Linked DNA regions of Homo sapiens: region 1 is linked to region 2. Evidence: chromatin loops called from intact Hi-C (ENCODE). Cell type or tissue: endothelial cell of umbilical vein. All regions are shown on one strand. Each heading gives the region's core, and the rest is flanking DNA. Links, peaks and the distances in the headings are about the cores only. Region 1 has its middle 71 kb from the start of MACF1. Region 2 overlaps MACF1 (microtubule actin crosslinking factor 1).

Region 1 (4,392 bases), core at 316-4,315, 130 kb before region 2:
CCCACCTCAGCCTCCCAAAGTGCTGGGATTACAGGTGTGAGCCACTGCGCCCGGCCTTTTTTTTTTTTTTTTTTTTTTTTTTTTAAGAGACAGAGTCTTGTTCTTTCACCCAGGCTGGGGTGCAGTGACATGATCATAACTCACTGTAACCTTGAACTCCTGGGCTAAAGCGATCCTCCTGCCTCCATCTCCTGAGTAAGCTAGGAATACAGGCACATGCCATCATGCCCAGCTCAGTTTTATTATTTTTTTTTTTTTTGTAGAGACAGGGTCTCACTATGTTGCCAAGGCTGGTCTTGAACTCCTGGCCTCAAGCTATCCTCCCACCTAAGCCTCCCAAAGTGTTGGATTATAGGTGTGAGACACCTTGTCCAGCACCTGTTTTTCCTTTTTGATGTCAGATCCCTCTGAATAACAAGTTATTTGCCTTTTTTTCCCTCCATAAGACTGTGAGCACCTTGAGAGCTGCGAGAACATCTCACTTATCTTTGTATCTCTGATGTTTAGGACAGTGTCCAGCTCAAAGTGTCTATAAATGTATGTTGCATTGAATAGTGGAGGGAAGCTTTAAATACATTTACTGCAGACAGATGTATGCTTAGCATATTTAATTGGGAGACATTATTAGAAAGTGGAGATGGATAAAGAAAGGAATTTTTGTGGATATGATATAGAGAATTTTTGTTTCCTAAGGATTTAAAATTTTTGTTTGTTTATTTATTTGTTTATTTTTTAGAGATGGGGTCTTGCAGTGTTGCCTAGGCTTGTCTTGAACTGCTGCCTTCAAGTGATCCTCCTGCCTCAGCCTCCTGAGTATGTGGAATTACAGGCATGAGCCACTGCACCCAACTTGCCTAACAATTTTTAGAGTAACAGTTATTTTGCGGTTCCTTTACGTGGAGAACCTTTAGAAGTGTTCCATCTGACTACCTTGGACAAGGCACTGTGACCTTCTTTGTAGCAGAGACTAAAGACACCTGCCCATTTCCCTCAAATGGAGGGATATCCCTCAGTAAAGGAAGGAGCTCAGAATTAGATTGGGGGTAGAGAAAGGAAGCATTGAGTCCCTCCTAGCCCTGCACTGTGGAAATGTAAAGCTATTATTATGATAATTGCTGTTGGCAAACAAGAAAATTCTCAGCCTCTGGTTTGTACCTACACCCAGTCACAACCTCAGGTTGGGTGGATGCAGACTTTAAATATTGGGGTCACCTGTAGCTGTTGGAAAAGGTCCCTGTGGTTTCTCTGGGTGTTGTGCAAGCATTACTTTTTTGGCTCTTTTCCCTGTATCCATCAGTAAAAAGTAGGAAGTTTGAGGAGCTGTGCTTTCGGTTGGCATTAGGCATTGGAGTGCCTTTATTTCCTACATTTAACTGGTAAATATCCAACACTCCATAACAGGATGGCCCTGCTTGGAAATTCTTACCTAGGGAGTGACTGAAGCCTAAGAGGAACTGCACAGCCCCCTGTATTGAAAACGGAGTAGTCATTTCCTAGAGCATGGCTTGGATCCTGATCAGCTGATTTCCTGTCTCTACAGGGATGTGATGTGATTCCTCCCCCTTCCTTCTGGAAGAAATGGATATTTTTTTTCATTTCCTGTTTGATAGCATATTTTCTGAGTACCAGGAGACACTTGATGACTATAAAACATTTGATGTGTGGGGGGTGGGAAGGAAGGAGGCTTTTGTTTTCAGCAGAATGGCTTTCATTTGAGGAATTCAAAGCACATACATGAACCCAAGCTGTTTTGTTCCCATGGGAGAGACACAGGCTCTAAGAAGATTGTTTCGAATCCCTTTCCTGGGCTGTGTCTACTTGACCTGCACTGGTAGAGCCCCTTCTCCCCCATAGGTTAGAAAAGCTCGGTCCCTCATGGAGCTCTGCATGCTGTGGATTCTGCTCTTGCCACATCCGCTACTCAGCCCTTTTTGTGCCTAAATCCGCTGGAGAGCAACTATTAGTCCCTGGGGGAAGTGACACCACCCTTGGAATGGAACCTGGCTGGATGCCCCTTGATCCCTGACTGAGTGACACAGACTGGGACAGGAATCTGGCTGTCCAGATTTCCTGTCCTCTGTCCTCACTAGCCGACTTGGCTGCTTCCACCCTGGGGCTGGGGGTATGGGGTGTGGTGGGAGCTGGTTGCTAACAAGCAGCGCCGCCTGTGGACCTGCACAGCCACTTGTTTTCCTAGCCAAGAGCTACCCGTCCAGTCTGGCCTGTTCCTGATCCATCTGGAGTGAGAGCAGAGACCTGGAAGAGAGATCAGTGGGGAGGCAGTCATTGTGATCCCTTTTGTTTGTAGTGAAGCTTTGCTTAGTGTTTGAGGGCCTGGGGTTTAATTTTGTAACAGACTCTTACTATAGTTGTGTGTGTTTAACTATAAGATTTTCTTTTCTTCTCTTTTCTCCTTCCTCGTCCTCCTCCTCATCCTTTCTCCTCCTCCTCCTCCTCCTTCTTCCTGTCTGTTTTTATTTTTCCCAACTTTATAAAGGTATAATTGATATATAAAAATTGTATATCTTTATGGTGTACAATGTGATGTTTTGATATATGTAAACATTGTGGAATGATTAAATCAAGCTAGTTAACATCTGTCACTTCACATAGTTTTGTGTGATGAGAATATTTAAGATTTACTACTTCCAGAATTTTCAAGTACGATACATTGTTTGCTGTACAATACATCTCCAGAACTTATTCATTTTTTCTAGAGTTGCTTTTTCTTAAATAAATTATTAGGTTTCTTCTTGACCTTGAAGAAGTCCAGAAAAATTCTTACAAAATAGGGAATTGCATGGTAGGTAGGTTATGAGAAGTTTCATTTTTGGGTTTTGTGAATACTACGAACAGCTTTTCCTAGTTTGCTAGGGATTTGCGTGGCCAGGTATTTGCTGCATTTAAAGTTCTTAGATATTATCATCAGAAGAACAGTCTTTTTTTTTTTTTTTTTTTTTTTTGAGATGGGGTCTCGCTCTGTCCGCCAGGCTAGAGTGCAGTGGCGGGATCTCAGCTCACTGCAAGCTCCGCCTCCCGGGTTCATGCCATTCTCTTGCCTCAGCCTCCCGAGTAGCTGGGACTACAGGCGCCCGCCACCACGCCCGGCTAATTTTTTTTTTTTGTATTTTTAGTAGAGACGGGGTTTCACTGTGTTAGCCAGGATGGTTTCGATCTCCTGACCTCGTGATCCGCCCACCTCGGCCTCCCAAAGTGCTGGGATTACAGGCATGAGCTACCGCACCCGGCCAGAAGAACAGTCTTAACAAGAATAAGTGGAATCAGGGAGCATGCCTCTAACATTTAACAGTACATTCTTCCTTTTACCTCTGTTGTTGACCATGTGCCTTCTTGCTCCAGGGGTTTTCAGTTTTCTTTTATTTTGTTGTATCAGATACATTTTCCCTCTAGGGTAGAAAGCAGCATCTTACAGTGGAAAGGAACCCTGGCTTTGGGTCTTACTGGCTCTGTGGTCTTAAACAGTCATGTAACCCCTTTCAACTGTGTGCTTTTCCTAATTCCCCATTTGTAAAATATTGGTGGTGATAACCATCTTGCAGGGTTTTTGTAAAGGTTAAATGAGTTAATATACGTAAAACACATTGGTTGGCACATAGTATGTAATTGTAGCTTGTTTTTTATTAGTAGGAGTCATAATAACAATACGCTTGATTTTTTTATGATAAAATACACTAATATAACATTTAGCATTTTAGCCATCTGTAAGGGTAAATATAGTGGCATCAAGTACATTCACTTGATTGTTGTGCAGCCGTCACTATTATCTATCTCTAGAACTTTTTCATCTTCTCAAACTAAAATTCCAAACCCATTAAACAATAACTCACCTTCCCCCTCCTTAGCCCCTGGCAACCACAATTCTACTTTCTGTTTCTATGCATTTGACTACTCTATGTACTTCATATAAGTGGAATCATACAGTATTTGTCCTTTTGTGTCTGGCTCATTTCATGTAGCATAATGTCCTCAAGGTTCATTCATGTTGTAGCATGTGCCAGAATTTCCTTCCTTTTTAAGGCTAAATAATATTCCATTTATGTATCTACCACATTTTATTTATCCATTCATCTGTTGATGGATACTTGGCTTGCTAATAATATGATTATTTTTGGGTTTTTTTGACATCTTATTTAATTAATTAATTTATTTAGACAGCGTCTTGCTCTGTTGCCCAGGCTGGAGTGCAATGGTGCGATTTCCGCTCACTGTAATCTCCGCCTCCTGGGTTCAAGTGATTCTCCTGCCTCAGCCTTCCGAGTAGCTGGGATTACAGGTGCATGCTACCATGCCTGACTAATTTTTGTATTTTTTTAGTAGAGATGGGGTTTCACCATGTTGGCCAGGCTGATCTCGAACTCTTGATCACCTGTT
Region 2 (4,392 bases), core at 81-4,080:
CCCTAAAGAAATTACTGTGCTCACACAAAAACCTGCACATGAATATTCATAATTGCCAAAATCTAGAAATAATTCACATATCCTTCGATGGATGAATGGGTGAACAAAGAGTAGCATATCTCTATAATGGAATACTACTCAGCGATCAAAAGGAGCAAACTGTTGATTCATGCAACAGCTTGGATAGGGATCTCAAGGGCATTATGCCGAGTGAAATAAAAAGACAGTTTCTTTTTTTTTGAGACGGAGTCTCACTCTGTCGCCCAGGCTGGAGTGCAGTGGCACAATCTCTGCTCACTGCAAGCTCTACCTCCCAGGTTCACGCCATTCTCCTGCCTCAGCCTACTGAGTAGCTGGGACTACAGGCACCCGCCACCATGCCCGGCTAATTTTTTGTATTTTTAGCAGAGACGGGGTTTCACCGTGTTAGCCAGGATGGTCTCGATCTCCTGACCTCGTGATCCGCCTGTCTCAGCCTCCCAAAGTGCTGGGATTACAGGCGTGAGCCATCGCGTCTGGCCGGCAGTTTCAAAATCTTGCATGCTGCATGATCCCATTTATCCAACACTCTGGAAAAAGCAAAACAAGGAATCAGGATCAGATCAGTGGTTGTCAGGAATTAGGGGTGAGAGTAGGGTTTGATTACAAGGAGGGGGCCAGCACAAGGGACCTTTTTGGGGTGATGAAACTGTTTTGTGGTGGTAGTTGCATGAATCTATACATGTGTTAAAACTCATAGAACTGTACACCAAAAAAGAAATCAGTTTAACTGTAAATCAATAATGAAGTGATGCAAAAATTTAATCAAAACAAAAAGTCCTAGAGCTCTGAGCCGTGCTTTTATTTCTTTTTCAGGTGAAACTAGTGAATATTCGCAATGATGACATCACAGATGGCAACCCCAAGTTGACCCTGGGTCTGATCTGGACCATTATTTTGCATTTCCAGGTAGGGCATGTGAAGTTTGGAATTCCTGTTGCTTTGTTTGGACATGGCCTAGAAAGTTGCACTGCCTTCCACAGACAGCATTGAGCCTTCCTTCTCTCTATTTGTCAGTGAACAAAGGTGGATGGGAGTTGGAAAGGAAAATTAAGATTGATCTGCAGACAAGCTGTTGTATCGTAAACGCAAAACTTCCTAATTATTTGCTTAATTAAATGGAGGGATTTTTTTACCCATTTGTGGTTTGGCCCTGTCCTCAGCAGTCTGGTTATTAGAGGTCTGTTTGCTCAGCTGAATCAAAATGAGGCTCTTGAAGGACTCAGAATATGAGGGTTGAGAAAAGCTGTTGGTGTTGATGCTTTAGAATGGTGGAGTGAAGGTTCATAGTCCTGCTCTAATGTAGACTTTTTCTCATCTCTAATAACCTTTAAACAAGCCTCGTTAATTAGAATACTTTAGTATCTGGGTTTGTATATGTGCTGGCAAGCACAACCTTGCAGCGGCCATCACACCCAAGAGCATCTTGAAGAATATTCACATGGTCACATGGCCTTCCTCTTCCTAAGAAGGCAAATCCTTTTTAGATCTGAATTGCTATTGGAAAAGTACAGCCCTATTTTTATAAAAAGGCTGTTCTTTTACATCCCTTTTAGGTCAGCCAAACAAAGCTATTTCTCAGACAGCTCTCTCTGATACACAGTTGCTGCACATGAGGCTGATGGATTAGAGGCTGATAGCTAGTGGGAATAGAAGGCAGGGTGCCGACTTCAGGGATGAGGCCAAGGTGACATCCTAGCTGGGGAGTTGGCGCTACCTGCTGGTTAAAGATAGAACAACAGGTGTCCCCGAATTCCTGAGAGAAAAATCTGAGTGCTTAGGCTTGTTTCTTGAGGCTCTAGTTTGGAAGCAATGCTGGCAGTCACCAGCATGGACAGGGCTAGGATTGTGTGGTGGTAATGTATTTTTGTGGAACCACAGGGTATCCTCAGGCAAGCTTTGGGCATAGGGATAACCAGGAACATGAACTTGGTAGGTGTGCTCTGTCTGGCAGGATGGGAAACTTTGTTGAGCTTTCATGGAGGACTACAGTTATCCCTTTGGAACTCTTATGAACAGAGGAGCTTTTAGAGAAATTTGTTTGTTTTTTGGTCACAAACCTGCCCTCACTGTGAGTGCCCAATGTTTGTCTCATAGGTGGGAGGTAAGGAGAATTTATTCACTGTCTCTATTCACCCCAACTACTACAACTAAATTAATTTCCTTTTTTTTTGACCGAGTTTTGCTCTTGGATTGCAATGATGTGTTCTTGGCTCACTGCAACCTCCGCCTCCTGGGTTCAAGAGATTCTCCTGCCTCAGCCTCCCAAGTAGCTGGGATTACAGGCACCTGCCAACATGCCTGGCTAATTTATATGTTTTTAGTAGAGATAGAGTTTCACCATGTTGGCCAGGCTAGTCTCGAACTCCTGCTCTCAGGTGATCCACCCACCTCGGTCTCCCAAAGTGTTGGGATTACAGGCGTGAGCCACCGTACCAGGCCATAACAAATGTTTAAATAGAGAAAACATTTTCTTTTCTTTTTTCTTTTTCTTTTTCTTTCTTTCTTTTTTTGTTTTTTGAGACGGAATTTCGCTCTTGTTGCCCGGGCTAGAGTGCAATGGTGCAATCTCCGTTCACCGCAACCTCTGCCTCCCGGGTTCAAGAGATTCTCCTGCTTCAGCCTTCCGAGTAACTGGGATTACTGGCATGCACCACTACACCCGGCTAATTTTGTATTTTTAGTACAGGGTTTCTCCATGTTGGTCAGGCTGGTCTCAAACTTCCAACCTCAGGTGATCCACCTGCCTCAGCCTCCCAAAGTGTTGGATTACAGGCGTGAGCCACCGTGCCCGGCCAGAAGAAACATTTCCTTGAAGCATTTAAAAATTTCATTTCTTTCTGTTTACTAGTTTTCAGAATAATTAGTTGGTTCGCTAAGATTCTCCAAAGGTGACCAATAATAGTTCCTTTGTTCACCATTTTTTTTTTAGTATCACTGTGACTTGTGGATTTTTAAGCAGACTTAATGTTCCAATCAAATACAGTTATTATTCTTTTTAATAAAATCAAATAGCTCCATCTTTGGCTGTAAAGAGGCTTTCAAGTTGACTCTGAGTCCTTTGGCATGACCACAGTGGTCTTTGATAATTTCCTTTATTTCTTGTGCGATGAGGTATTCCAGACTCTTTTTTTATATTTTCTGTCCCAGGCCTGAAATTCTTAATCTCCCCTAGGAACTGGTTCTCTATTTATTGACCACAGTCTGAATGCTCCTAGGTTGCCCATTATTTCTTTCTTTTTCTTTTCTTTTTTTTTTTTTTTGAAGCAGATTTCGCTCTTGTTGCACAGGCTGGAGTGCAATGGCACCATCTCGGCTTACCAAAACCTCTGCCTCCCAGGTTCAAGCGATTCTCCTGCCTCAGCCTCCCAAGTAGCTGGGATTACAGGCGTGTGCCACCACGCTCAGCTAATTTTTTTATTATTAGTAGAGACAGGGTTGTTGGCCAGGCTGGTCTCGAGCTCCTGACCTCAGGTGATCCACCTGCCTCAGCTTCTCAAAGTGCTGGGATTACAGGCGTGAGCCACCACACGCGGCTGGTTGCCCATCATTTCTAGGCTTTTTCTGTGGGCAGAGCTAGGCAATACTTGTATTATCTCTAAAAACAACAACAACAACAACAAACAAACAAAAAACCCCATGAATTTTTACTGATATTTCTAATTCAAATTTAGGATTGCAGGGTTTTGTTTAACCTCTTTGACTTTATATCATTTTTTTTCTTATACTGAAAATCTTGATCTTAACAACAGTAATGTGGTTACTTACTCTTTTCCTACACACACAGAGATCTGTAAAATCATATATATTATTTGTAATATATATGAATCCAAGTGACAATATGAATGTTATTGTTAGCAGTATGATTACTTTGAAGTCACTTGAAATAATTTCTCTCTATTGTTGTTAAGCCACAAATTCAATACACAATTAAGGTTCATTTGTTTTTATTTGCTTTCAGTTTTGGGGGGTTGCTTTTTTCCTTTCAATTTTACCTTACATTATGTAGATCATTTATATTGTTCCAAAGGGAAATTTTAAAAAGTTAAATACAAATTGTGTTCAGAGAGGTCTAGCTTCCATCTCTGCTCCCTCCATTCTGTATCTTCCCATTCTCTGTAGTTAGCTAAATGTTTTAAAACACCTTTTTGGTTATAATTTCTATTGTTTGTTTATTTTAGGAAAATGCATTCATAAAAAAAACTTTACTGAGGTGTAATTTACATACCATCAAATCAACTAATTTAATGATTTTTATGAGTTGTACAATCATCACCATAATCTAGTTTGGGGACATTTTCATCATCCAAATAAGATCCTTCTTGTTCATTTACAGTTACTGCACATTTTCAT

What was found. A loop is a pair of places that touch in the nucleus more often than their neighbours do. Peaks named below come from ENCODE experiments on the same cell type or tissue, not always from the same donor. Only the 100,000 strongest peaks of a DNase experiment are listed, where the experiment ranks them.
Region 1: a loop joins it to region 2, with 5 times the contacts of the local background. A loop is called at or near these places in 11 of 110 quality-filtered maps.

Annotation. Positions count from the first base shown.
Region 1 is chr1:39,131,096-39,135,487 of GRCh38, forward strand. It overlaps a transcript of MACF1 not described here. Among named protein-coding and RNA genes, the nearest start is that of MACF1, 71 kb to the right of the region's middle. RefSeq lists enhancers at 2,022-2,316, 2,802-3,569. In endothelial cell of umbilical vein, for the core only: a CTCF peak has its summit at 2,186; DNase peaks (open chromatin) are centred at 1,556 and 2,036; H3K27ac peaks cover 3,333 bases.
Region 2 is chr1:39,257,081-39,261,472 of GRCh38, forward strand. MACF1 (microtubule actin crosslinking factor 1) reads left to right here. Exons shown (of 101, transcript NM_001394062.1): 6 at 856-948. Among named protein-coding and RNA genes, the nearest start is that of MACF1, 55 kb to the left of the region's middle. In endothelial cell of umbilical vein, for the core only: a CTCF peak has its summit at 1,773 (motif pointing left); a DNase peak (open chromatin) is centred at 1,761.